2 separate regions of the Homo sapiens genome follow, and region 2 is linked to region 1. A link is an interaction called in ENCODE POLR2A ChIA-PET data of the cell type or tissue named here. Cell type or tissue: PC-9. All regions are shown on one strand. Each heading gives the region's core, and the rest is flanking DNA. Links, peaks and the distances in the headings are about the cores only. Region 1 overlaps SKAP1 (src kinase associated phosphoprotein 1). Region 2 holds the start of LOC124904018 (a long non-coding RNA gene).

The links. ChIA-PET counts read pairs that join two places held together with the same protein. Peaks named below come from ENCODE experiments on the same cell type or tissue, not always from the same donor. Only the 100,000 strongest peaks of a DNase experiment are listed, where the experiment ranks them.
Region 2: POLR2A ChIA-PET joins it to region 1 with 22 read pairs; 2 of 35 experiments call an interaction of 5 or more read pairs at or near these places.

Annotation. Positions count from the first base shown.
Region 1 is chr17:48,233,546-48,246,663 of GRCh38, reverse strand. All of the region lies in intron 4 of SKAP1 (src kinase associated phosphoprotein 1), which reads left to right. Among named protein-coding and RNA genes, the nearest start is that of SKAP1-AS2, 54 kb to the left of the region's middle. In PC-9, for the core only: no CTCF peak of the experiment used is centred there; DNase peaks (open chromatin) are centred at 5,443, 5,913 and 9,773; H3K27ac peaks cover 4,349 bases.
Region 2 is chr17:48,142,493-48,159,473 of GRCh38, reverse strand. The region is part of intron 11 of SKAP1 (src kinase associated phosphoprotein 1); the gene reads left to right. It overlaps LOC124904018 (a long non-coding RNA gene), which reads right to left and starts at 12,833. Exons shown (of 2, transcript XR_007065827.1): 1 at 9,821-12,833; 2 at 6,598-8,904. MIR1203 (microRNA 1203) reads left to right here and starts at 2,963; the gene lies at 2,963-3,047. RefSeq lists enhancers at 9,143-10,284, 15,587-15,656. In PC-9, for the core only: CTCF peaks have their summits at 5,442 and 5,641 (motif pointing left); a DNase peak (open chromatin) is centred at 5,593; H3K27me3 peaks cover 4,448 bases.

The sequences.
Region 1 (13,118 bases), core at 5,119-13,118:
AGCTGTAGCTTGATGTCTTTGGGCAGATCACTTAATCTCTGCATGCCTTAGTAAAAGGAGAAATTAGATCATTTAGTCTCTAAAGCTCTTCCAGCTCTAGAACTCCATGAAGAACCGTATTTGAATCAGGCTTTGAAGGATGACTATAAAAATAAAAAATAAAATAAAGCTTTATGGTTTGAATGAGAGAACCTCTGCTATGCTATGATTTTAACAGGTAGAGATAGGGGAAGATAGAAGTGAGAATAGTGAACTCCAGGGCAACGGGGCTATACCCACAAAGGTGTAGGTGTGGGGAAATGTAGAATGTGTTCAGGAAACACCAAATAGTCCGGTCTAACAAGGGTTACTTAATTGTAGGAGGATGATGAGAGGAGACAGTAAAGGTAAACCAGCCTAATTTTTGGAAACCTTTGAATGCTAGTCTGAAGTATAATATTCAGCTTAATTAAAGATTTTTAAGAATATAACCAATATCCTTTGCTTTAGATACAGTACGGATAATGAAATTACCTAAGTCTTCCATTTTATATGTGTGTTAAAATGTACAGAGCCCCTACAATGTGCCAGGCTCTGTTCTAAGTGATTTATGTATTTTAATTTATAGCAACCCGTTGAGAAAGGCATTATTATTGTAAATTTTTGTGGGTTTTTTTGTTGTTTTTTGTTATTGTTGTTGTTGTTGTTTTGAGACGGAGTCTAGCTCTGTCACCCAGGCTGGAGTACAGTGGCACAATCTTGGGTCACTGCAACCTCTGCCTTCTGGGTTCAAGCGATTATCCTGCCTCAGCCTCTTGAGTAGCTGGGATTACAGGCATGCACCACTACACTGGCTAATTTTTATATTTTTAGTAGAGACAGGGTTTCACCCTGTTGGCCAGGCTGGTCTCGAACTCCTGACCTCCAGTGATCCACCCACCTTGACCTCCCAAAGTGTTGGGATTACAGGTGTGAGCCACCGCACCCGGCCTCTTATTGTACATTTTATAGATGAGGACATTGAAGCACAGAGAGGTTAAGTAACTTTCCCAAAGTCACACAGCTAGTAAAGTGTCAGAGCTGGAATTCAAACCCATTTGTTATAACTACCATAGAAAACTTATTATAGTAAGTGCTGTCTTCATTTTTCTCTCTTTAAAGTCACATGTTATCTAGAAGCACATGTAAAAATTGAAAGATTGAGTGAAATAAGCCAGTATGGATCAGTCGTTCTAAAGCATAATAAAGGCACTTTTAAACAATCCCTGTTGGAGCAAAAGTCTACTTCTCGTAATCAACAGCAACCTGTCACTATCGTAATTTTAAAAGACTTAACTATTTTGTCAGAATGTGTTCCTTAAAATGATGCTTTTACAAAAAGAAAAAAGAAAAAAAAATCAGATTGTGGGTTGTGTTTTAGAAAGACTACAGTCATTTTTGGTTGTAATCTTATATCCCAGAAATTCAAGAGGGGCAGCTGCTCCAGCCAAGTCAAGGAGGAAGATACCTACTATTTTCCAGGTTCCTACCATTTTAGATTCTATAATTTTGGAGCTGCCAGCAGTACTTCAGGCAGATGGTTTCCCAAGTGTAAAACTGTTCCCCAGGAAGGAAAGAGAGTCAGGTTACTCCTTCCTCATGAGCCAAAATTCTGAAAGTAAAGGGGTGTGTTCTTTCTCTAACCTTTGGCCTAAGCATGACTTTGTATTGAGTTACTACTCCTAGAAATCTTCTGTTTTCATTTTCTACGATTATGGTCCAGGTTTTAGACTCAGGAACAAATGGCAAGCATCCATGCATCATTTGGAGGTTCTAGAAGAAAGAATGAAAGCCCATGACACTATTCAGCTCTTTTATTTTGTTTGGATGTAAATATAAGTTTTAACTAATTATTTGACTCATTTTCCCTGTGAACGCATCTTCTTTTAAGTGGATCTCCATGCTTTTTGCTAGGCAGTTTGGTCATTTCTTAGTCTGGCCAAACCCTTTCTTTGAGGTTTCCAAGCTTCCTTTGGAATATTATAACTGTGTATCATCAGCAGAATTTTCAGTTTTCTTTCCCCCAACTATTTGTTAATGTTTGCTGAAAGGAACCTTTAACAGGAAGTAAACTTGCTTGGCATGGCCCAGCTGTGAGTGAAGCTTGAGTGAGAGGTATTTATGACCTGACAGGAAGATAAAGATAAAGATAAAGATGAAGCTGACTTGGTGGCTGTTAGCAAGGGGAGAAGGAAATGTTTATGACCCCATCTGCTGGCGTTTCAATAGGATAGAACTGCCTTTATGGCGTCAATCTCCCCTGTGACTTCCTTCCATTTGGGGAGTGTTATCTTATTTCAAGATGTTCCCACCGAACACACTGTTGTCCCCTTTGTTTAGGGGCAAAGGAGGAAGGAAGGACTTTGTTACTGGAATGTGGGGATGGGGCAGTATTTATGGTTATGACTCAAGCTGGAGAAAAGGCTTCATTGGAGTTGACTGTATAGTCCAGGAAAGCTGCCATGCATTCTGCTACTTCCTTAAACATTATCCACACTGAAAGCAGAACCACATTAGCTCTGGTCATTATCAGGCATTAAGGCTAACCATTTTCTAACATTATTATAAGTAGAATTAGTGTAGCTTGATTTCATTGCACACTGTGGGGAAAATAATTTTATTCTCTTAGTTCCTTGTTTCTTGTCTTTTATTTAACATCTCTTCTTTTTCTTCTCCTGAACTTTTTTCTTTCTTTTTCTTAGAGGAGGAGACATTTAAAACCAACAGGTGCCATATCTGCTTAGTTCAAAATCTATGTACATGTAACAAAAGCAGAATGAAATGATTCCTTTCTTAATGCTAGCCCAGGTTAAGAGTCTGCAGATAGGTTGATAGTCCTTTGTGAGGTAATACATTTTTAAAGTGCCAAAAATGTAGGAATATTTTTAGAATACAATAGCTTATGCATCACTGAAGCCTGTTTTATATATATATTAATAGCATTCATTGTACTGCAAAACAAGTACTTATTCCTCGGTTTTATTTGCGCTTCCTCCAGGCCCATTAGTACAGATTAAATTTTTTATATTGATGCTCAAACAATCAGCACAATATATGTAAATCAGGGACTTTAAGTTCTTTGGCACTATTCGTATGGATATATGTTACCATGTTCAACATGGCCTTTTTTTCCCCTTTGCAAAAACAGGATTTTGTTCCTTTTTAGTGTGAAGATCCTATTTCCAAAAGATGAACTGTTTGACAAATTACACATGCAAAAAGCTCAAAACCACAAAGAGAACAACTTTCTTATTGCCATTGGGTTTGTCTGATTTATAGAACAAAGGGAAGAAGTTTTGTTTTGGGGGTAAAATACCCAATCATGGGCTTATTATATCTCTTTAAAGTCCTATTTTTATTTTTACTAGGGGAAGTCAGGGAATTTGAAAGGGCAGGGAGGGAGATGGCTTGCTCAAGCATTTTTCACCAGAGAATTCCACAGTAATATTTGTTTTAAATGGGAGAGTCCTGTAGTTAAGTTGAGAAATTAGTTATAATGTTTGTATCTGATTACCTAAAGACTGGAAGGTAATAGTGTGTGACGAGTTACATTTTACATCACAGTCCAGGTATAGTCAATTTGCAAAATGGAAATATTGTGGTGGCAATGTTCCTTCGAAGAGTTAGAGCTATCACAGAAATAAAACTTCATATAAGCATTTATTGTTATAATGCCAAGAGTTGATTCTTGATTTTTACAGAACTTTCTCCAAAAAATATTCTACCATTCCTTTTACAGTACAGGCTCAAGTCTTGGCATATTCAATAGACTAGCCAATCCAATTCTAACCGTTTTTATTCAGTGTGGTTCCTGAGAATAATTTGATAGACCTACTAGGGGAGATCCTATCACACTTACAGTATTCTAAGACCTTCTTTTGCACTACAGGTTATCAAATGGCCTTCCTATTAACAAAGGTTCAAACCACACCATCAAATGGTTCAAACCACATAACCCCTTGTCTTAGGAGTTAAGCTAGCTTCCTAACCCTTCCTTGCAGTGGTTAACTCCACTGAGGAGCTTTCTATCAGCAATAATAGCTTCAAGGTGGGAAATAAAAAATGGAGAGTGTTTAAATTGTTAATGGGTTTCATGTTCTTGTCACTGTTGAGGGTTTGTTCCCTTTTATAAACTCATAGTTTTTGGTTGACATTGCTTTTATGCGAGCCATCAGCCAGTTGGTGATGGTGTTGCTGTGTTAGACCATTACTGCCGGATTGTATTTGCAGTAAAGAAGGAGAATGGAGGCTGTAAATCTGTAACTGGAGATTTAGGGCTCTGTTACTCTGCAGTTTAGGCCCATGTGCTGGGGAGTCCATTCTCCTCCGGCAGAATTATACCCTGAAAACATGCCTTTCTAGGCACACTGATCAACGACGTTCATTCCCTGGGCTACCAAGGCACTTAATACAGCTAATTCAGTTAAAGAAGCCCGAGGGGTGAGGTGGATGAGCCTCTTTCCCTGCTGGAAGCCAGATGCCAGGCAGGTTAGTGATATTGCTTTATCCCTTCCCCCAGGTAAAGCTTCCAGGAGAAGCAGTTACTGCAAACGCAGAGAAAAATAATAAGAAAATGCTTCTAGTGTTGTTGGACTCAGTTCTCCTTCAAGCAGGAAATGCTGTCTTAACTCAACCTCATTAACCCCTTTGATACTAAGCCCATTATCAGGAATATTCAGGAAGCACATTCTTTCAGAATTCAGGATGTGTCAGGAGCCTTGATATCTTGACATCATTGTACAAAACTACCAGCAAAGAATGGAAAGTAAGAGAATAAGTGCTTTTGGGACAGGTAACTAAAAATGGAAAAAACTCCCAGTTTGGAAGATTATATCTGTTACTGCTGGGTTCAGAAATATTTTGAAAAGACACCAGAATTAAGTATATTTAGAATCACTTTATCAATCATGTATCATTTCTACTATTAGATGTTTTATAGTGAAAAGAATGTTGGAATGTTTCTTTGGCTGGTGAAAGTTTTAAGCATGGTTTTAGATCTGTTTTGTTTTGCTTTGTTAGGCCTTCCCCGAGAGAGGAAGAGTATTAAATATAGACTTATCTGCATGATCCATGTGAGGCATCTGGGTCTGCTTTTTGTGTCAGCTGAGGCACAAATGTGCATGATTTAACCATACAACTATTGAACTAGCATTGGCCTATTAAGACTTCAGATGATCTGTTCATGAGCTGTCAGCCCAAATTGAGCTTGAAGCCTGCTGTAAAAGATCTAATTTTCATAATTATCCAGAACCTTCACACCCTGCTTCCCTTCAGTACCACCCACCTCCACACATGCACACAGAGGAGTAAACACATACATATGGACACAGAGACACAGGGCAGCACTGTCCCTGGAGATTCATCAGGCCTCTTGCCCGAAAATGCAGAGTTCATCCAGGGGTCAGAACTGGCTTTGACTTCCTGTTTGAGGAGCCCCATGTGTGGTGTTCCAGCATTGCTAGAGGCTAGTGATGACTAAGTAACCTTTTCACACTATAGCCTCCCACCAAGAAACAAGGTCCCTTATGATCTTGGACCCAGAGTGATTAGGGCACAACAAATATCTTTTTAATATATAAGGTGGAACTAATGCCAGTAGAAATAGCACTTTGCTGTCTCATGGCCTCACATTTATAAAAAGAGGATAGAGCTGTTGTCTTTGAAGATGAAGAATTTTAAAGGCAACCTGATTTAGTCTCAGAGTACACTAGGGACTTTCATCGTTTAGTAGTTGCTTAAGGCTAACTTTGAGCTTTACCTGACCCAAGTCTTCAAAGGAAGCCATCATACTATGTGTGGAGTTCAGCTGGTAATATCTTTCTAGGTAATCTGGATTGTGAACGAGTGGGAACAGGCAGCACTTTCAGGTTTAACTCTTTGCAGCACTGGGATAACTGGCACATGCTTCAAGGATTAGGTCATTCTGATGTCCCTCCAGTAATTCCACTGGAACAACACTGCACAATAAACCATTTGGTTTCTGGACATATATTGCCCATGTGTGAAGGGTGGACAGGCAGCACTTTACTAGGTTCTTCTCATACAACCTCAGGTTTTTGAGGCTGCTGAGGTTTAAATCCCTTGTCTGAATATGGGACAACTGTATTTCTATACTGGTTGTCGATTGTCTTTGCCCTCAGAGGGCATTTGCTGCAACTCAGGGTTCTACAGTTAGAATAAAAGGAGTTATTTCCTGTCTTCACTGCTTTTTTGCTTTTTTTTATTTTTTTATCATGAGTGGAGACTGAGTACATTACTCAAACCTTGGCTTTTCCCTGAGGTCCGTTGTTTACAGAGAGACATTTGGGTCCCTGGGGCTCACTCCCATAAAATCTTATTATCATATATTTCAAGGCATAAACTTCAGTTGTCAGCTCAGGAGCAGTTCTGAAAGCACTGGCTGCTCTTGTTTTTCTTCTCCTTTACTCTGGTTTATTTTTCTTGCAGCTTTGGCTTTTTTTTTTCCCTTCTCCCTCATATCTAGCAATGCTCAATTCCAAGCTGGCTCGCTCCTTATTCCACTAATTAGACAAGAAGTCCAGAGAGGCCATTATTAGATTCTGAGAATCTTTATCAGAGCCCATTATGGCCTTAAATACTGCACAAACATTTTACTAACTGAATCCATGAACATTTCAGCTGATCCACCTTTGGTCTTTAACATCTACCTTCTTTTGTACCTATAGAGTTATGTTACTGATGATAGAGGTTCTCAACAGCTTATTTTTCTTTGTATTAATTTTCTTAGAGGCCATGATTCAAGTTCATTCTCTCTCTCTCTCTCTCTCTCTCTCTGTCTCTCTCTCTCTCTCTCTCATTCTAATTACTGTTGGTGGGGGTGGAGGGGGTCTGAGAAGCCTGCTTTTCCTTGGTGAGATACGTGTGAGTATGTGTAATGTCATATGTGTTAATGTCACCAGTGAGTAGGATTCATGGTTGCCTGTTTTTCTCTCATTTTCTTTACAGAGCCAGGGATTATTTGTATGGACCAATGGTCTCAGTTTTCTTTCAATGGAAGAATAATTCTGCATTATAATATAGTAACTGCAAAAGAAAGCTTTTTCTATTTCACTCTTTTCTTTCTTAATTCACTGTCTAGTGAGTTTCTGATTGACTCACAGACCAATTAAAGTAAAATTTAATGGAAGAATAGATTAACTCCCTGAGGTTTCCCTACCATCCATCACATTTTTATAGCAGGAGCTGTGAGGAAGCTCATAACTTCATGCTGTGAATGTGATAATAAAGAGGGCACAGAGAGGATTCCGATTTACTGCCAGGCTGATGTTCGCCAGGACAGAATTTACTGCCCAATCCCCTTCCCCTTTTTATTCAGGAGGAGGTCACTAGATCTGCCCTCAGCCTGGGTCTGAGATACTGAAGGGCAGATTGTCAAGTCGAAATTCTTTCCCTTTAATTGGGCTGGTGGTGGTGCGGAATGTGAATTTCACTGTCCAGAGATGGTTATTGTGTTAAATTCATTTCTGTCTTCAGGAAGCTGTGGTCACCCCAAGTGTTCATATTTTTAAAGGGTGCATTTGATTTGTTATGATTCATATAGAAAATCAGAAGTAAGGCCAGATATTTCTGTTTTCAAGTCACTAAGTCATTGTCTTTTATTTATAAGCTTTTTCAAATAACTAAAGATACCTGTCTCTACATCTTCATAGTCAACATTAATAATGTCTTTTTCTGGGCATCTTTCATTTGAAGATCTCAAAAAGTACTTTATAACCATTATTTTGGTCTTTCTGACAGGGCCAAAATAACCTACTAGCCTTCCAAACATTTCGCCAGTTCACTGTTTCTCTGAGTCATCTTAAAAATAAAGTGTGACAAGGATCACAATATAATAGTAGTCATGTGATGGAGCTCCATATCCATGCCTAAGATTAATTTTGTGCACTTATTACAATTTTTTACTTCATGAAGCAAAGTCTGTTTTTTAGGCCTTGACTATTTAAACCTATCTCAACTGGGCGCGGTGGCTCATACCTGTAATCCCAATACTTTGGGAGGCTGAGGTGGGAGGATTGCTTGAGCCCAGGAGTTCGAGACCATCCTGTGCAACATAGGGAGACTGCTGGGCATGGTGGCACACGCCTGTGGTCCCAGCTACTCAGGAGGTTGAGATGAAAGGATTGCTTGAGCCTGGGAGGTTGAGGCTACAGTGAGCTGTGATCATCCACTGTACTCCAGCTTGGGCCACAGAATGAGACCCTGTCTCAAAAAAAAACTCAAAATAAATAAATAAACAAACTTATGTCAAGTTTCATGACTACATGAAAGATAATCTTTTTGTCCCCAGAAGCTTGGTGAGATAGAAATCAATATTTTAAAATCATATTCATCTGATTGTCCTTGAAGTCAAAGCCTGTAATCCCAGCATTTTGGGAGGCTGAGACGGGTGGATCACCTGAGGCCAGGAGTTCGAGACCAGCCTGGCCAATATGGTGAAACCATGTCTCTACTAAAAATACAAAAATCAGCCGGATGTGGTGGCATGCGCCTGTAATCCCAGCTACTCGGGAGGCTGAGGCAGGAGAATTGCTTGTACTCAGGAGGCGGAGCTTGCAGTGAGCCAAGATCATGCCACTGCACTCCAGCCTGGGCAACAGAGCCAGGCTCCGTCTCAAAAACAAAAAACAAAAAACAAAACAAACAAAAAACAACAACAACAACAACAAAAGCAGAGCGAGGCTCTATCTCAAAAAAAAAAAAAAAAATCTGAACCAAACTCATCAATCTTTCCCTTCACCAGCCCAGTCTTCTTCATGTATACAAAATCTTAGGAATTATTCCACCCTTCAATGTGTTGTGGATTGGAAACTTGGGAATGGTCCTAGATTCTATCTCTCTTGCACAACTAGCATTTCATTGGTCACAAAACCCACTGACTTTACCTCTTCAAAATCCCTTAAAACCATTCCTTCTCTCTCCTCTTGCCTTAGTTCAAAGTTCTCATCACCTCTTTGTCGGATTGCCATGATCATCTTCCAGTTAATCTCCCTATCTTTCATCCTCCTCCAATACATCCTCAATGCTAATAAAAGAATAATCCCTCTAGAATGCAAATTTTGTAATTTTACTGCTAAAAATACTTAAATGACCTCTCATTGCTTGTAGCATAAATTTAAATGCTGTACCATGGCTTACACAATCTTTAGTAAGGCAGCATAGCTTCATGGCCTAGAGCAATGATTTATAGGTTTGGAACAGTATCATGGGATTGACAATTTTCAGTTTTGACCAGAACATTTTTAAGATCACTACCACCTTCTAGCTACGTGATTTCACAAACAAAAAAAGAATTTTGATGTCAGAAAATAGGAAGAACACAAGTTAGGAATAAAGTCTCTTATATTGAATAATGATACAACTTTATGGAAAAAATCACTATGTAGTCCTTATTTTCCTCATTTTACCATAGCCCTGAAAATCTTTATGACATTCTCTTATTGTATTTGGGAACCTGAAATGATTAGGGCACAACAAATACCCTTGTAATACGTAAGGTGGAACTAACAACAAGTAAGTGGATGGTTTCTGGAGTCAGAAAGAACTGGATTTCAAATCCAACTTCATGACCTAATAGTTGTATGATCATGAGTGAGTCACTTATCCTCACCAAATTCAAGTTCCCTTATTCATAAAATAGAGATAATGGTAGTACCTACCTCTTACTGTTGTTTTGAAGATTACATGATACAATGCATAAGAATTGCTTGGCCCAGTGCCTGGCACATAGTAAGAAATGTAACTACTTGACAATAGAGTAGATATTACTATTTTGACTTCCTGACCTCATTTCCTGTGACTCTCCTTACAAGCATCCTATGTCTACAGATATACTAAATGACTTATCAAGTGTAAAACACACTCTTACACACCTTAGCAGATACTTTTCTCTTTGTCTGGAATCCTGTTTCTTACTTGTAAGTCTGGTGAATTCCTTCTCTTCCTTCAAGATTTAGCTCAAACTTCGCAGTCTCAGTTAACATCCTATTCGTTCCTCCTCCTCCATTGGCAAGCAGTCTTCCATAGTCTCACAGCATTTTATAAATTGCCAGATTTACACCAAGTACTTTAAATTTGTTTATGTAATCTTATTAAGTGATTAAGTAACCTAATATGATAGAGAAATTTATATTTGGGGATTGATTACTTTTCATTCATTAATACAAGGAATATTTATCAAGAACCTACTGTGGTATATAAACCTCTACATAGTGTATATTCCAATAATAGTAATGTAATATTCAAGATTTGGAAACAATTACCCTCTCTGTGCTCCCAAAGAATCTCGTAGAAACCTTAATACAAATGATAAATTGCATTATAGTTATTTGTTTACATTCTGTCCCCTTCTCCTCTAGACTGAGTTCCTTCACAGCAGTTATTTTACTCATCTTTGTCTCTCCAGTACCTAAAACTTTGAAGGTGCTCAGTGTATGTTTATTGAATAAGTGAAGGAATATCGGAAAGCATTTTCAACTTTAAAGAGCTTTGCTTAACCTTGTTAACTCTATGTATGAATGTATTTTTCTCCCTTGACTTTGAAATGTTACAATCATCACATCCAGTGTAACTATTTTTAAAAGGCCCAACATCTTTTCAGATGGTTCCTCATGAATTTTATCCTTCAAATTGTGTCTGCCACTCCACCCAAAATCCTGGGCTGGCTTTCCTCTTAAATCAATGGATCATTTCTCAAAGAAAAGCAAGTGTGGTCCCTTGAGCTACATACCAGACTTGTAGGAAAGACAGATCTTCTAGTATTCTCTGGTATATTTGACTATAGGCTCCTGATGAGTAAAGCAGGAGAAAGAGCTATGATTACTGGTCCAAGTACAAGCAAGACTTGCCTCTGGGTGATGTTATTCTGGGAGTGGAATAGCATCATACACTTGCTAAGTTCTCAGCACTGTGAGTTGGAGTTGGGAGGTGAACACCAACATTCTTTGCCATCCTCAGCTTTGCTGCACTACTGAAAGATTTCATGGCATTAAACCTCTCTCATGCTTGTCCTACTTTAACACAATTTCCAGCAGCATCTTGGATATTCTTCTATTGTCCACTTATCAGTTACCTTAGCACAGAATGAAATGACTGTGTCTGCATTCAGAGTTTTGTTGTAGTTGATCTTGTTCTGCAGTTTTCTACTAAATGGAGTCTGTGAGCAACTTTGATGAACTCACTAAAAAAAAAAAAGTGAAAGCTAACTTTTGAGGCTGTTCAAACTTGATAGTTGTCTAGCAAGTTAGGACAATTTGTTACTTTATGGACCTTCAACCATGGTGATGCTGAATGCTCCATGGTCACACATTCTGTGGTGTTCCCTAAGTATACACATTTATGTTCATTTCTCACTTTCTTTGTAGATCTCTGCCACCTCCCTATCTTCAGGTCCCTTTGCTGCTCATTCCCCTTTTATATATCAACAATACCAGATATTCCCCACTTTTCCACATCTCTCTTTTTCCAAATATTGTTCCATTAGTCTTAGAGAACTCCTATTCATCCTTCAAAACCCAGCTCAGTCTTTGTCTCCTCTGTGAAGCCTTCACATATACACACAAGGAAAAACGTAACATTTCTTGAGCTCCTATTAGGATTCTCATGCTAGGAACTAGTTCGATACTTTTACAAATCTTGCCTTGCTTTATCTTCACAAAGCATTTTAAAATACATTGAGATCTCCATTCTCAAAACATAAAACCAAGGCTAAAAGCTTTATGGCAAGCAATTGAAATATCCAGAATTTAAACCAGGGTCTGCATGATTTCAAAACTCATCCTTGTTCTGCCATATCATGCCACCATAAATCTCCTTTATTCATTTTGTATTAATGCATACATTTGTAATTTTGCTTTTTACTCATCACATTCTGTGGTTATTTATTTGACTGTCTTTCCTACCAGAAAAAAAAAAGTGCCTTGAAAATAGAATGTATTTCTTATTTATTTTGGTACCCCCACAGATCTCAGAACATTACCTGACATATAACAGATGCTGAATAAAGGTTTCCAGGGTTGGATTGCATCTGATTAAAATTAAGTTGAACTGAACAACATATTACCTTGAATTTCAGAATTTTGCATTTCTGATGATATCTGGGGCTCAGATGCCATTTACCTCATGCCAGATGACACATGGCCTCAGTTTTCTTCACAGGTGTCCATGTCTAGCCCTGTACCAATTTCATCCTAAACAACTGCCCATATTCCCATTAATGTGACATAATCATTAGCATATATAAGTTCCTAGAGAACTGCTTTCTATCTCATGTCTTTATTGTAGTCAATGGAGTATACTCAGTCTTTTAGGAATAATTAAAATATTCTGTGACTCTAATTAAAGTAGTCTGGATATTTTTAAGAAACCTATATTTAAGAACAAGCTGAGGGCTGACATCAAGTTAATTGTGTTATTTTTAGTGGAGCTATCATTGGAGACAGCAGCATGGCACCCAGTGCCTTTTTTTAATCCTCATATCTGAATATAAAATGTTAAATAACCAGCATCTTGAGCTCTTAAGAGGAAAGGCATTAAAGCATAAATAAATAAAGCTGTTATGAAAGCTTAGAAAATTATCTAAATGCACTTGAGTAAGAAGTCATGTACTTATTAAATTGCTAGTTATAGAGATAAATGCCCTTAAACCTTTCACTGCCAAAAAAACCAAACACTCAAACAACTTGGAACTCTTGTCATATAAGCATGGGGGATGCAGAGAGAGAAGCTGTTGGCTTGTATTTCTGCCACTCTAAGTAAACATTTTTTTTTTCTCAAGACACAGTCTTGCTCTGTCACCCAGGCTGGAGTACAATGGCACAATCTCAGCCCATTGCAACCTCTGCCTCCTGGGTTCAAGCAATTCTTCTGCCTCAGCCTCCCTAGTAGTTGGGATTACAGGTGCGAGCCACTATGCCCGGCTAATTTTTTGTATGTTTTTAGTACAGATGGGGTTTCACCATGTTGGCCAGGCTGGTCTCGAACTCCTGACCTCGTGATCCACCCACCTCGACCTCCCAAAGTGCTGGGATTACAGGTGTAAGCCACCACACTTGGCCAGTAATCTTATTTTACCCATATTTTAT
Region 2 (16,981 bases), core at 3,586-11,585, 86 kb after region 1:
TTTGTCCAGTAGAAGCTCTGTTGGACAAGAAGGGCCTGCTGTTTAGGAATCTAGGGAAATCTGTTTCCCTGAGAGACACAGATGCAGCTGTGTGCAGCTCAGCTTAAGTGGACTTGTTTCTTCACCTGTTAAAAGAGAGCGTGGAGTTGGATAGCATCTAAGAATCCTTCTACCTCAGACATTCCCATTCTAAATATGGTGGGCCTGACACTGCAAAACTGCTAAAGAAGTTCCACACAAAAATGTGTTTTAGCCTTAATTACTTATTCAGTTTAAACAAAAAAGAATTTTTTTAAATTACCAGCTCTTTTGTTTTCAGTTCTCATAAATACATCTGGTTTCCCCCTCTCTCTCTATCTGATAAAAGTATTCTGAAAGGCAGAGTCCGGAGTGCAGAGGTTAGAGGATCTAGAAGGGGAGGTGAGATGGAGGTGGCAGGGGAAATGAGGATGGCAGCTTTAGTCGTAGGCTCCTGCTGCTCCCTGCTGTTTCTTTTTTTTTTTTTTTTCTTTTTGAGAAGGCGTCTCGCTCTGTTGCCAGGCTGGAGTGCAGTGGCGCGATCTCGGCTCACTGCAGGCTCCGCCCCCTGGGGTTCACGCCATTCTTTTGCCTCAGCCTCCCGAGTAGCTGGGACTACAGGCGCCCGCCACCTCGCCCAGCTAATTTTTTGTATTTTTAGTAGAGACGCGGTTTCACCGTGTTAGCCAGGATGGTCTCAATCTCCTGACCTCGTGATCCGCCCGCCTCGGCCTCCCAAAATGCTGGGATTACAGGCGTGAGCCACTGCGCCCGGCCTCTGCTGTTTCTTAATAGTCACCCAAGCATGATCCAACTTTGAATCTTAGAAGCCTAGGACCAAACTCAGGAGAATCTTTTTTTTTCTTTTTTCTTTTTTTTTTTTTTTTTGAGACAGAGTCTCGCTCTGTGGCCCAGGCTGGAGTGCAGTGGCACAATCTCGGCTCACTGCAAGCTCCGCCTCCTGGGTTCACGCCATTCTCCTGCCTCAGCCTCCCGAGTAGCTGGGACTACAGGCACCCGCCACCATGCCTGGCTAATTTCTTTTCTTTTTTTTTTTTTCTTTTTGTATTTTTAATAGAGACGGGGTTTCACTGTGTTAGCCAGAATGGTCTGGATCTCCTGACCTCGTGATCCGCCCGCCTCGGCCTCCCAAAGTGTTAGGATTACAGGCGTGAGCCAGCGCAACCGGCCCAGAGGAGAATCTTTTAGTCTTGCCTTTGGGCAAGAATGATCACAGAAAGAGAGCTATTTATCGCATTTTTTTTTTTTTTTTTTTTTGAGACAGAGTTTTGCTCTCGTTGCCCAGGCTGGAGTGCGATAGCATGATCTTGGCTCACTGCAACCTCCACCTCCCGGGTTCAAGCAATTCTCCTGCCTCAGCCTCCCAAGTAGCTGAGATTACAGGCTTGCACCCCCATGCCCAGCTAATTTTGTATTTTTATTAGAGTCAAGGTTTTGCCATGTTGGTCAGGCTGTTCTCGAACTCCTGACCTCAGGTGATCCACCCACCTCGGCCTCCTAAAGTGTTGGGATTACAGGTGTGAGCCACCATGTCCGGCTATCCCTTTTCAAAAAAAAAAATTATCCAGAGAAGATGATTGACTGGGCAAGAAAGATGCTCCCCAGTGGCTAGGTGTGGTGGCTCATGCCTGTAATCCCAACACTTTGGGAGGCCGAGGCTGGCAGATCACCCGAGGTCAGGAGTTCGAGACCAGCCTGGCCAACATGGTGAAACCCAGTCTCCACTAAAAATACAAAAGCTAGCTGGGCATGCTGGTGCATGCCTGTAGTCCCAGCTACTTGGGAGGCTGAGGCAGGAGAATTGCTTGAACCGGGAGACGGAGGTTGCAGTGAGCTGAGATAGTGCCACTGCACTCCAGCCTGGGCAACAGAGTGAGACCCTGTCTCAAAAAAAAAAAGAGGCCGGGCACGGTGGCTTACACCTGTAACCCCAGCACTTTGGGAGGCCGAGGCGGGCAGATCACCTGAGGTCAGGAGTTCAAGACCAGCCTGGCCAACATGGTGAAACCCCGTCTCTACTAAAATACAAAAATTAGCTGGGTGTGGTGGCAGGTACCTGTAATCCCAGCTACTCAGGAGGCTGAGGCAGGAGAATCTCTTGACCCTGGAAGGCAGAGGTTGCAGTGAGCCGAGATTACGCCACTGCGCTCCAGCTTGGGCAACAGAGCGAGACTCCGTCTCAAAAAAAAAAAAAAAGATGCTCCCCAGAGATAACCAAGTGCCCATCACCTGTCCTGTTCTCAGGGAAGCAAGTAAGTGCCTGTAACAGACGGGTTATTTATGACCCTGGGCAAAAATCTCCTAATCCTGATAATCTTCAGTTTCCTCACCTGTAAAAATTGGGAAATTTTATATTTATACATTTGTTGTGATGTTTACATTAGAGAATTTGTGTAAGGAAGTGCCTGGCATGTAGGAAGTAGGAATATTTCCTTCCCTTTTACTAATAATAAACTTTTGGATCAGTGTTGGGCACATACTAGGAGTTCAATAAATTATTGAAAAAGAGATGATCTACAGCACAAAAGTCGCTCACTTGGATACAAAAAAAAATACCCAGTGAAGAGGCCTACATGAAAATCCACCATGCCTTTCCTGGTCTGAGAGCTTTCGTCCCTGACAGATTATTCAAACTTCATTTTGTGGAGAGACCAGAGCCACACATCCAAACTCTGAAACAGTAACCAGTGGCACAGTCAGCAGGAGGACTCCCACTGACCTCCCTGCATCACATCCATGCATTCCTTGGCCCCATGCAGTGTCATGCCCACTTAATTCACTGAGTTCCAATTTGGGTCTCAAAATATATTAAAGGGAGATTTTAATAACGAAGCAGATCTGTGCATCCAGCGGATGTTCCTGTGTTCCTTTTGGACTCAGATATTTCTGAACAGCTTTTTCTGGTGAGGGACTAAACTTCCCTTCCTCCCCGGAGCCAGGATGCAGCTCAAGCCACAGCAGGGTGTTTAGCGCTCTTCAGTGGCTCCAGATTGTGGCGCTGGTGCAGGTCTCCTCATACGTAACCAATGGCTCCTGAGAGCCTGCGACTCGTAAATTACTTCCCACGATGCCGGCGACCACCGCAGAATTCAAGTTTGAATAGAGCAGGGAAAAGGTGTTTGAAAGGCCTGTTCACTCAGCTGCATTTTAATTTCCTTTTCAATCTTGTCCCAATTAATTTCACAGAATTAATCTCACAGAAGCAAACTCGGCAGCATTGAGGCTGTGGTTTTAGCGTGGCGGTCGCTCTGCCTGAACATGAAATAGGAGCTAATATAAAAATCCATCTGCTGTGTTTGAAATACACGCCGGCTGCTGCTCAGTCCTGTCTGACATTCCAAACATCAACAGTGGGGAAAAGTGATTTGGGGGTTAGTGGCCATCAGTACTTGGCAGGGGTTCAACAACAGGTGTACTCCAAAAATCCATTCGGCCTGGGCACCAGGCATGACAGGGCAGGTGCCGAATCACCCTCCGTGTGATAGTGTGGTGCCCTGGCTTAGTTCCTTTTATCTGCAGATTGCAAGACCCTTTTGTGGACCAGCACCACTGTGGTCACTTGTTTTTGTTTCTGTTTTTCTTGAGACGGAGTCTCTCTCTGTTGCCCTGGAATGCAGCGGCGCGGTCTCGGCTCACTGCAACCTCTGCCTCCCGGGTTCAAGCGATTCTCCTGCCTCAGCCTCCTGAGTAACTGGGACTACAGGCAAGTGCCACGGCACCCAGCTAATTTTTGTATTTTTAGTAGAGACGGGATTTTGCCATATTGGCCAGGCTGGTCTCGAACTCCTGGCCTCAGGTGATCCATCTGCCTCGGCCTTCCAAAGTGCTGGAATTACAGGTGTGAGCCACTGTGCTTGGCCTATGGTCACTTGTTATAAGTGGGAGAAAAAGAGGTAAGAAGCCTCTATTTGGATAAGACAAGTCACAAGTCCTAGCTTTCAGAAAAGTGACCCTGTCTTCTTGGCTCCAGTGTCTCTCACTAGGGAACATTCTTTCCAAATAATAATAATGCTTGTTGGCAGGGCGTGGTGGCTCACCCAGCACTTTGGGAGGCCGAGGCAGGTGGATTGCCTGAGGTCAGGAGTTCGAGACCAGCCTGGCCAACATGGCAAAACCCCATCTCTACTAAAAATACAAAAATTAGCCAGGCATGGTGGCGCGTGCCTGTAGTCCCAGCTACTAGGGAAGCTGAGGCAGGAGACTCGCTTGAACCCGGGAGGCAGTGGTTGCAGTGAGCCAAGATCATGCCATTGCACTCCAGTCTGGATGACAGAGCGAGACTCCATCTCAAGAAAAAATAAAAATCATCATCATCATCATCATCATCATGCTTGTTCCACTATTCAAGATAACTTTTTTTTTTTTTTGAGACAGAGTCTTGCTCTGTCACCCAGACTGCGAGACTGGAGTACAGTGGCACAATCTTGGCTCACTGCAACCTCTGCCTCCTGAGTTCGAGCGGTTCTCCTGCCTCAACCTCCCTAGTAGCTGGGATTACAGGCTCAAGCCACCACACCTGGCTAATTTTTTGTATTTTTAGTAGAGATGGGGTTTCACCATGTTGGCCAGGCTGGTCTTGAACTCCTGGCCTCGAGTGATCTGCCTGCCTTGGCCTCCCAAAGTGCTGGGATTACAGGTGTGAGCCACCACGCCCAGCCAAGATAAGACTTAAACGCCCATTTTTTTTAAAAGCATCCTGTTCCATAAGTTATTTATGGTGGTAACATGAGCTGTTCAGAAGATAAGGACAAATTAAAGAGGGAAAGAGAAGCTCTTTTTCAATTGACTAGGAAGGAGAAGAGGCCACTGGGTGAGATCTTCCATTTAAGGTAAACTGAGCCAGTGTACATCTCTTGGGCTTGGGTTGTGTGCCTCATAAATTGGTCTGAGGCTCTTCCAAGGAATTGTCCAGTGCCTTATTTCCATGGAAAGCAGCCTTGGAGCAACAAGTTGGGTACGCATAAGATTTATACTTACACGGTGGCTTAGCTGGGGTGGGAAGGTATTCTCATGGCCCAGACACACCAGGGTCTGGGTCATCTTCCTTGCTGATGGAATTGATGTGGAAACAGGGAGCCATACAGACAAAGTCAAGTTTAGCGTGGAACACGTGATGCTGTCAGATGGTCATGGGTCTTATGTGGAGAAGAATGGACTTTGTCACCCTGGACTGCAGCTACTTAAACTCAGATGAGATCCTGGCTCCACAGCCAGTCTAGTCATCTGAATGCGGCAGGCCTGCGCCAGCACACCTGGACTATGTTAACACAACACTATGTCAATTATAATGGGAGTTTTAACCCGGTTTTCTCCACCTACTTCCTCAATGGGCTACTTAAAAGAATGGAGACCTTTCCCCTCCCTTGACCCCGTTCTTTCCAAAAGAGATTTGTATGTTGTAAAAATTATCTTAATGCAGCAATACTTCCTCTTTTAAGTGTGCTTAGTTGAATGTGACAACAACCCTCATAAAAACAGATAAGTTAATTCCTTCAATTGCCTTAAATGAAGGATTTTTTTTTCTTTTTTTTTTTTTTTTTAATTTCAGGGCTCTGAGGGAAAGGAGGTGTTTGGTGACATCTAGTGTCCATTTAGGACTTCCTCAGGCACCATACCCTCTGGTTGGCTGAGTGGGGGATGGGTGGGGGGTTATCTGGGAGGTAATTTAGGGGTAGTAAGTGGGGAGAATATAGGCCTGGGGCACAGGCTGCCCAAACAGTGTGATGAAACTGATCAATGCCTGTCAAAGAGCTATTATGCACCTCTGACCTAATCAAAGGGGTGGGTGAGGGGATCCTATGGCAAAGTATCTTTTCTTATTTATGATGGTATGCAAGAGAAGCAGAAGCTGTCCCCACCACCCCATTTCATGTTAACAAGCAGGTCAACACTGTGCTGTGATGACGAAGATGATGATGATGGTGTTTTCTCTCATTAATAACCCCTATGGGAGGCAACGGAGTTAGGAGGATGGGAATGGGATTTGGGGTCAGCTGGAAGGCAACGGTCATATACCGGTCAAATTCAGTAGAGGCCATTCCTTTCCCCCAGACAGGAACCAATCGTCTAGAACAAACCCTGGCAGCCTCATTCCTTCCAGGTAATTTTTATAAATGAGGGGACACCCATTCCAAGAGAGGACAAAAGGGAGAGGGTGTTTATGTGTGTGTGCATATGCATGCATGTAAACCTGCTAACAAGAGGCCCAGTTGCTCATCAACCCATCCTGCAAACCCTGACCATTTATTCTAAAACCCATTTTTTAAAAAGAGAATAAAATTGGCATTTTATTTTATTCTATCTATCTATAAATAGTCTAATCTATTTATTCCTAAACAGTTGTCCTGGACAAGACCTTTCACTTTTCTCTCTCTCTGTGTATGTATGTGTGTGTGTGTGTGTGTGTGTGTCCATGTGCACACAGTTTTCAGTTGGGGAAAATTCCAGACCAGATAATTAACTACGAAGCCCAGACAGAAACGTTTACCTAGAACCATATAAGCCACGGCCGGGTTAGGTTAATGCTCAGAATTGCCCGATGCTTTACAAACTCCAGTGTAAAAAATTCCAGCCATTTATTTTGCAGTGAATTTATAACAAATGCTGTTAACGTCTTCGTCTTTTGACAGAGGTAATAATAAATTCACTGTTAAAGATGGTAGTTTAATTCCTTATACCTCCAATACTGCACAGAATAAACCATATTCATCACTGAGTAATTTTTTACCACATAAATCTTTAAAACTAACCGGTGAAGGCTGCGGAAACTGAAATATTGTGAATTTATTAGATATGCCCATGTAGTATTGGATTCAGAGGTTTCCATTTGAATATATTATGGGGAAAATTTGTGTCTTTAACTGTGACATTCCCTCCATTTCCCACCGCCAGTATTATAACAAGCAGCTCCTCCAGAGTCAACTGCACATTTATTAGACAGAGATTTAGTAATAAACTCCCCACTAATCTGCCAAAGAGGCTGGATGACATTTTGGTGAGATGCCCTATTTAAAAGGAGTCACAAAAGCTTTGTTTCAGTATAATTATTTTCTCAAAAGAAACTCAGCCTCCCCAAACCTCTTCTGCCACCATTTCTTGGTATTGCGTGATTCAGCTCTCCAACCAAACTAGCAAAATATTGAAACAAAGTATAACCTCATTGCTAACATACAGGGCAGTAACTTCTATGGAGATTATAGGATTAGTTATGCAAGACTGAAGGTAATTGATTAGAACACAGAAAAGCTTAAATTTGCAGACATTCCCAGATGTATGGTATTTAAGGCTAATAAAAAGATCATATTGATTCTCAAATTAGAAATAATAGAAATGGTTTCAGAAAACTAGTTATTTAAAAACTTTCATCTTGACATATGAAACGTTAAAGATACAGTTAAATCCTCAGATTTGAACAAAAATCCTTTTACTCTACATATTAATTTTGAGTGAAAATCTGTACCTGATAGATGAGAATATTCTGAACCTTTCTCATGATTTGCTAGTGAAGTGACAATGAAACTAACCAAGTATATCAAATTGTAACACCCTCTCCAGTTTCATTAAGGAAACATTAATATTGCTAAAATGAAAAATATTTTTTTCTTTTAAATGCAGAAATGTTCATCATATTTAGCAAAGAGAGTCTGCAGTTTCTCTGTTCCTGATAATATTCTGTATTTGGGGAGAGTTCCAAATACTAAGAACTTACATGGAGCATTGTGAACTTTACCGTTTTTTAATAAAATTGGTTTCTAACTATTAAACAAAGGAGAAGAATCTCCTGGCAGTGCAAGGCTGTAGCCCATCCGAATAATTGTTAAAAGACAGAACCCAGCTAGAAAGATAGGCATAATACCAGCAATTAATATTCAGCATTTCACATTATAGTCAAGAGGATGTGTTTTTCTTTGTGATGTGGCTCATAAGCTAAGAGTGTTGGGAGCCAGACTCTGAACTGTGTCTTCTTTTTGTGGATGAGGATTAAGGAGGAAAAAAACAGCGACGACAATCCTGCTCCATCTGTAAATGAACAAACATCTTGATTTTATAGCTATTTGCTTTGTAAAACTAAGGAATGAAACAAAAATTACTGGATGCCTAAGTAACACTTTAATTCTGAATTCATTTACGCTATAGCTATGTAGTTGTCACAAACCATAATGCAGTATTTAATTAAAATAACAGAAGTGCATCTAGATATGTCCTGGGGTAGCTGTCACCAAATTATACTCTATGCCATCGGTATTTTATTTATGAAATGGCAGATTCTAAGGTGCAACTAGGCTGATACAAAAGCATGAACATTTTAAACTTGCATTTTTAGAAAGGCTCTTTTTTTTTTTTTTTTTCCTGCTGCGTCTTTAAATGTTTTCCTCCTTCTGTCTTTGGAAGGGGAGGGAGGTTAGTGTGATTGTTTAAAGATCTCTCTAAATCTTGCTTTTCAACTGTTGACCTCCTAAGTCTTCTGGCTGTGAAATCCCCGTCTGTTGTCATGGAAAGGCTTGCGAGGTTCACAGGAGCCACAGCAAGTGTGGGACATCTTAGGCAGAACTTGGACGTGGATTCCAGGAGGGTAGGGAAAAGAGCAAACCGTTTCAGACTCTCTGTGCCTGTTCCCACATAATCTTCCTTGCACCTTTTTCCACCTATAAATACCCGTTGTCGTGTACACGCTTGCTCGCTCTACTTTGTGGATGTTCACATGCAGACATACTGCTCTTTTTCATAAGCGCATAGCATCTATCTTATACGCACCCACCATCTATCTCCTTGTTCACATTGGCTGTCCCATCCACCTCCTTGTCTGCAGAATTATGTTCAGCAAGGTCCCGATTTATAGGAAATAAATAATGAAAATGGAACGGACTGGGAAAGATAATCGAAACATTCAAATTGTTATTTTTCACTGTACTTTACACAAACAGAGCATCTATAAACACCTAGAAAGGGTGTTGGCTGATCCCTACAAAGCAATGCCTTTTGAAACATTGTAACCAAGGGGGTCTCTACACCTTTCCTGTTCCTCCTCTCCTGCTTTTTGATGCTCACCATTTTTAAATGGTAAACAATGCTGTGTTATTATTTTCATTCTTTCTGCTTATTTATCCTGTCTATAATGACAAGTTTTTGTCATCACTTATCCTCTACAAGATAATCCTCAGAATTACAAAACAGAAACAATAATTGCAATCACCTTTTTAAAGAAAAAAGCCCTTGTATTTGCTGTATAAAGATATTTGGATAATGGCATCATCGGATCACAGCCTGATCCTACAGCAAGGGTCTTTTGGAGAGTTTCTTCTACACACTTGTAATTATTTTAGCCCCTTTCACAGGTCACATAAAAAGTTAATTTCAATCGCTGCTAATTTCCGTCCAACAAGAGTGCAGTACTTTAAACCACCCAAAATAATTGGATTCAAAACAAATTTAGGAAATTGAGTGTGTTAGAAAGCAAATAAAAATATCCTTTTGGTAAGGAGGAGGGTGAAAGTAGTAAAAATGGCCTTTTTTCCCCTTCTTTCCCCTTCACAACTTTGCCATTAAAGTTGCACCTACAGCTAGAAGTTTGTCCGTGAAAAATGGTCATTTTGTTTCTCTGCTCAAAGAATGTTATTAAAATGCTAATTTAAAAGAAAAAGGAGTTAAATATCTAGCGATGGTGCATTCTAATTGCAACCATAATGAGCTCTCTAAATGTGCGTGCCCCTGACACACACAGAGCATAAACAGCAGTAAACAGATCATTAGTACCCGCGTTCATTTATTCTGGCGACCTTACCATGACCCCACCGAGGGTAGGGTGAAAAGCAGGTGGATCTGGCTGTGACACCCCCTAGAGGGATCCAGGAAATGAAGCTATAAGCGGTTGTCATGGAAACGCCTATGTGTGCAGATGATGTAACACACCGACAGGCTGTAGGGCTCCGCAACTGGGACGTTGCTTTTCCCTCGCCGGAACAATCTTGAGGATTAAATTATTCATTTCTTTAATTCACAAAGCAAAAGGAATCCTAATTTTCTTGGTGATGTGCAACTCTCTTCCATTTGTCTAGGGTCTGGAACATGGTGACTTGTCATCCCTCTTTCTCCAAAACCCACCCCAGCTAGACCCAAATTGCTGAATCTGGCGCAATCAAGTGGGGAAAGGCAGTGGAAATCTGACACCCAACATCTCTACTTAAGGAGAGAAAATCTAAGGTTTTAAGCTAAAATTAAAAATATAGACAGAGTCCTCTCCTAATGAGGGCATGTTGACCAGAGACTAAATGTATACTTGTCCTGAATGAGATGGCTTTGTTTAGAGTGGAGCAGAGACAGGGTTGGCCCTGGGAACTAACAAGCTGGTACCTGATGCCAAGAGTGGAAAGGAGAGAGGCTCCAACCCCAAATGAACACATCACCCTAGCATACCCTATGTGTGCTTTCTAGCAAGGTGCAAGGAAAAGAGATAAGAGAGAACGAGCATCTGCTCACCCTCCCATGTCCATTTGAGAGAATCGAGATTAATAAAAATAATTCTTTGGAGAATGATTCCACTCTATCCTACCCTGTTTTGCACCAAACAACCTCAATAACCTTAAGGCAACAGTAGAATAACTTTTCTTCTTTTTTTTTAAAGGAAGCAGAAAAGACGATCTCTGGAAATTATTTTAAAATAAAAAATCTCCCGGCCTGCGCCTCCCCCAACACCCCCTCCCCATTGCACTTTAGATGAACCTGTGATATTGTAGCAATGGCCCTTGAAGTGCAGTAGGGAGGTGATTTAGGAGAATATTAAAGGCAATGTGGAGATTCAAGGCGCCTCTCTCAGGGAGATCTGGAGAAATACGCAGCACAGATGGGCCGAGCAGATTAAACATTTCCGTCACATTGTTTCCAAATTGTGTTGTGGTGCCTGAGGCTGGTACTGCGGTCAGAGCAAAACAGAGCGGTGCAGAGCTGCGCAGTTTATGGAATACATATTAATACGCCCGTCTCACATGGTATCACAATTCTATCAGCTCCGAAATGGTGCTGTCTTTATTGTTCCTGACTTCTGCACTTGGCACCTTGTTTTCTCCCATCTGCAAAGTGTTTACCTTCCCTCTATCCCTTCTTTCTTCTTTAGGTAAAGTTGTGTGCTTCTTTTCATTTCTCTTTCTTTACAGCCCTATTTCACCTTTGCTCTTACCTTCACAGCTTGATTGTTCTGTCACATACACTTGCACACACCCACTCTGTGTTTTGCACACATTTCACCCACAACATGCAGTGTGTGCACAGGCCCTCCACACCTCCGTGGCCTCAGCTTGATCATTATCCACTCCCACCCTGTTCAGGACATAAGCTTCACCTTTAAGGCTGAATGTTCTCTCGCACTCAAGTGCTCTGAGACCCTCCATCTAGAGAACACATTCCTCTTCTCAGAACACTTAGCTCAGGGTGCGCTTTGTGGAGTTGTCACCATGACCCACCCCCCTCCCAACTGCTGTTGCTGACTACCCAGCCTTCCCATGTCCCCCTTCTCACACTTGCATACTTTCCCCTGTATCCAGGCCCATCAATCTCCAGATTAGCAAGTTCCCTGAAATGTAACAGTAAATAAAACTAGCTCAATTGAGGCAAATTTAATGATTCATTTTTATTATGATTTATAGACCAAAACTCTGAATAATGGAAAAAGAGAAAGTGATTGCCAAGAACTTAAAACAGATTGTAAAACAGCCTGGAGAGGCTGCCACGCTACCCAAGGTTTCAGCCAAGTGCTGAGCTTCGATCCTTTCACAAGTTCCAACATCACTAACCCACCGGCCACCCAACTGACCATTTCCTTTCTCCTTCTGGAAAATCTCTTCATAAAACTATCTGTGCTGAAAAATGGGCACTTTGTCTTTGGTGAACAATTCTTGTTCCCAGCCTTGTTTTTCTCGGCAGTTAGAAGGATGCTGATTTGGAGCCCTTAATTTATTTCATAGGGTATGATATTCTAAGAAAGCATTATATATCCAAAGCTGGATTTTAGGAGTAGAGAATTTGTGGGGAAATCCAGAGTAAAAATACGATGTCTGGGACTGACCCTGGAATAGTACAAGTTACTCTGCTTAGGAATTCAAATTTCCCATCTTAACTAATAGCAATGTATGATGCACAAACACTAATAAGAGAAATAAGCAATCATAAACCAATATTTCTGTGATTGATTGACCTTTCCATACATATATCAAGCATTTACTAATCTTTCGGGTTAGGGGCTGATAGACTGTTCTCTTGAAGATGCATCCTCTTGTTTATAAGCACTGATATAGGGAACTTTTATGGTAAAAAGAACAAAAAAGTATGAGATATTTTCTGGGAATCTTGTTCCACGGAGACTTGGAACCCAATTCAATGTGAAAAGAGAATGTTTCTGTTAGGAGCTTTATCCAGGGAACTGACAGTGTCAAGCAGCTTGCTCCAAGCCATTTGAATGGAAACTGTGAGAAGACACCACAACTCTGAAGTCACAGTTAAACAGATGATGCCTTGGCCAGGCGCAGTGGCTCACGCCTGTAATCCCAGCACTTTGGGAGGTGGAGGTGGGCAGGATCTCTTGAGGTCAGGAGTTCGAGACCAGCCTGGCCAACATGGTGAAACCCCGTCTCTACTAAAATACAAAAATTAGCTGGGCGTGGTGGCGGGTGCCTGTAATCTCAACTACTCAGGAAGCTGAGGCAGGAGAATCGCTTGAACCCGGGAGGCAGAGGTTGCAGTGAGCCGAGATCGTGCCATTGCACTCCAGCCTGGGTGACAAAGAGCAAAACTCCATCTCAAAAAAAAAAGAGATGATTCCTTAAAAGAGGTACACAAGAGCAGTCGACCTTTGAGGAGGAACAGCCTCTTCAGCTGGAGGGCTGAAGCCCATGAAATCCAGCATGGAAGCAGTTAGGATTCTTGATTCCCCTTCATTGTTTTTTTTTTTTTTAAATGGAGTCTCGCTCTGTTGCCCAGGCTGGAGTGCAGTGGTGCAATCTCGGCTCACTGCAACCTCTGCCTCCTAGGTTCAAGCGATTATCCTGCCTTAGCCTCCCGAGTAGCCGGGATTACAGGTGTGCGCCACCATGCCCAGCTAATTTTTTTGTATTTTTAGTAGAGATTGAGTTTCACCATATTGGCCAGGCTGGTCTCGAACTCCTGACCTTGTGATCCACCCGCCTTAGCCTCCCAAAGTGCTGGGATTACAGGCGTGAGCCACCGTCTCCGGCCTCTCCTTCATTGTATTTTTTAAAAGCAGGGGCCTGTGTGTGGGGAGCGCGAGGATACCCACCCTGGGCCAAAGTACAGATCCAGCCCATAAAGACCATTGTATTTTTTTCCCATAGAGTGCCGGCTGGTAAACTGCAAAGGGTTCATAAACCCTTTGAGAATCTGATGAAAGTTCTGGGCCTCACCCCAGAGACGAGGCCTACGTACACATGCACACAAAATTTTACACCAGTTTCAGGGAGTTCAAAGATTCCTTCACATCCATCCACAGAGAGGCCAGGGGTTCACAGACTCTGGTTTAAGAATCTGTGCCCTGGAGGATGGTGAGTTCCTTTTGTTGGAACAGCCTAGGATTCACTGAGCCTAGAAATTGAATTCTCATCCCAAGACAGGATGGTCATTCCAGGTCATGTCTGTGCTACTCCAGGGGAGCCATGGAAGAGCTTATACAAATAGGAACCAGCAGGGAGGAGAGAAATTAAAATGTAGCAATCATGGAGTAGGGGTATTTAATCTCTTTTAAGCCTTATGATAGGCGCCTGCTGGTTTTCCCCCAATATCCCCTGACACCTACTGACAGGGTATTTGCAGCACCACACAGGGACTCAGGGCCCTGTGACAGGAGGAGCTCTGAGGAGGTCCATGATAGTCCTGAAACCATAAACAGCAATAGGAAACCACTGGAGGCAGAGTCAAGCTGTGCAACATGCCCATTGTTGGTGGCCATACTGCTTTTTGTTTATAGAATTTGCTGTTCTTTTTATGGCAGGTTTGGTAGGGTTTTTTTTTTTCCTTGTTGATGGAGATTAGCATAAATCCTTTTATGGCAGTGTGAAATCTGCCATAAACACTTTGATTGTTGCTGATGGTGAGCGCTGCGTCTATTTCAGGTTCACTCAATGCTTCATTCATCCAGACCAATAGTTTCTACAGCCATATAATGGAGTGCAAATAGCCAACTTTTATTTTTAAGACTTCTTCATGTGGGTTGTTCAAGGAGGTGGGGCAAGGTTGGTATTGAGAGAAGCAGATGTTTAGTCAAACCTAGAAATATTTATGAGGAGAACAAACCATACACTGTGCTTATTTTAGATGAAAGTTTCTAAAAAGACTTTGTGGCAAGAAGCAAGCCCTGATGGAAAGGTTTGTGGGTTTTTTTTTAATAACTTTTTATATTCTTATCTAAAACATCTTCATTGAACAATTTTGTATAATTTAAATCTTAGCCCTACCATTGAGAATATATGTAGAGTTATGGAATAGTGAGCATGTATAATTCTGAAGCCCTAACACAGTCACTTGTAGATGTGCATCCCTACCTTGAAGACAGAAACACTTCCAAATTGAGGATTTCAGGTCTCCTGGGAGCCTCTCAGCATTTTTCCAATCTTTCCAAACATCTGGGCAAAGAGAAATCAGACTTTATAGAAAACATTGATCCCAGAAATTCAGTTCTCTTTGCCATCCTAAAACTAAAACTCAAGAATCAGCAACTTAATAAAAATGCAGTAAATTAGCACCTTTAGACAGGAGCAGGGTTCATTCAGAGCTGGGGTCTGCCTGACTGAGCCAGTACTCTCTCCATTTTAATAGTTTAATAAAAATTAGCATAATTAACGAACATCTGTATGATCCAGAGTGGTGCAATTTGGCACTTGGAAACGAGGGCTTAAACATGATTGCTGTGAGTTTAATGTTGTTTTAATTCTTTTTGGCACTGTGCAGTGAAATAAACGTTTGGTGGTGATAGTTCTCGGCCGGATCTCATTTGCATTTTTCTCCCTTTGATTATGAGCAATTGTGGACTCCCCAGCAATTCATCAAAGTAGAAATTATTTTAAAATACCTCGTGGTGTTCAGACTGGGCTGGAGCAACGCATGGGGGTGGTAGTGGGAGAGAAGGTTAGAAATTTTCCATTCATGCTTTAAACATCTCAGCCCTGCAGCCCTTTTCGGGTATACAGCCAAGGGATGAAATCTGGAAAAGACAGTCAGATCCCGGGACCTGTAGGTGCTTTGATTAAGCTCCCAGGCTCCCACAGCAGGATGCATATGGTCTCTGGGACTGTGCCATCCTCCTTACACTTCTGCCTGCTCTTTTGTTTTGAAGGGCAGAGAGTTGATTTCACTCATTTCAGTTCTCATCACTGTGGCGAGGCTTCTACATCTGCAGTCGGCAGGGTCAGTGTTCCCCTGGAGCAAGAGCAGACAGACTGGGAGCCTGGCTTTTGCAGGTACCCTGCTGAGACTCATCTGCTTCCTGTTCGCACCCTCTTCGAGTTGGCAGAGAGCACCTTCCCAAGGCTTCATCCCTACTCCTGGCATTACGACTAAAGAGGGGTGCTACAAAGTGTTAGTCAAAGTTAGGAGCGTTGAACAACCCCCGGGGAGCAAATGCCTTACTGTCCCCTGCAGGTGATGCAGATGACAGCATCTGGCAGGTGGAAGACCACATTTCACACATTTCAGCAAGTTGACTTGGATCAAAAGACTCTCAGACAACACTGCCCACTCTCTGCCTGTGAGATAGCAGAAGAGCTAAAGCTAGTTTTTACGAGTTACAATGTGAGAGGTAGACAGAGTATGTATTTCCCCTTCACAGCAAGGCAACACTACAAGAAAACTTAAGTCAGAAACTGCCCTAATTTCAGTGTCGGAAAATGGACAGTAACATATCTTGTACCAAGAGGAGCTTAAAAATGCCCTGACAGGCTGGGCAGGGTATAATCCCAGCACTTTGGGAGCCTGAAGCTGGGGGATCACTTGAGCTCAGGAGTTCAAGGCTAGCCTAGGCAACATTGCAAAACTCTTATCTCTACAAAAAAAAAATACAAAATAATTAGCAAATAAAAAATAATTAGGCAGTGGCATGCACCTGTGGTCCCAGCTACTCTGGAGGCTGAGGCAGGAGAATCTCGAGCCCAGGAGGCAGAGGTTGCAGTGAGCCGAGATCATGCCACTGCACTTCAGCCTAGGTGAAGGGAGTGAAATCCTGTCTCCCAAAAAAAAAAAAAAAAAAAAGCTAAAGAATTATAGGTAATTTCCCATAAGACGTTGCGAACTGTAGGGAGAAGCTGGCCTGGGAGAGGGAGGAAATGAGGTGTGGTGGGTCAGGCACAGTGGCTCACTCCAATAATCCCAACAAGCAGGAGGATTGCTTGAACCCAGGAGTTCAGGACCAGCCTGGGCAACATAGGGAGACCCCATCTCTACAAAAAAAAAAAAAAAAGTTTTTTTTTTAACTAGCCAGGCATGGTGAAATGCACCTGTAGTCCTAGTTACTTAGGAGGCTGAAGCGGGAGGATCACTTAAGCCCAGGAGTGGTTGCAGTGAGCTATACTTGCACCACTGCACTCCATCCTGGGCAACAGAGCGAAACCCTGTCTCAAAAAACAAAACAAGAAAAGAAGGTGTGGTGTAGGAAGAGGTGGCAGACAGACACATTTAGTTATTTAAGGCTGATTTTCACAAGGCACTTCCCTGGTCCTAAAAGGATCAACTCAGTAGTCTCACTTCTTGTGGCATTTCAGACTCTTATTGTTGTATAAGGAGCCATTTGAGGAGACTGTCTCCAAAGGTAGTTGATCTCTTTCTGCCACAACTAGTTCAATCACCAGGGGAATATCTTGGAGTTAGTTGTAACTAAATCTGCTCAACTAAGAATACAAATTCCCACTGCCCCCTTCATTTCATCATAATCTCATTTAACAAGTTTTTT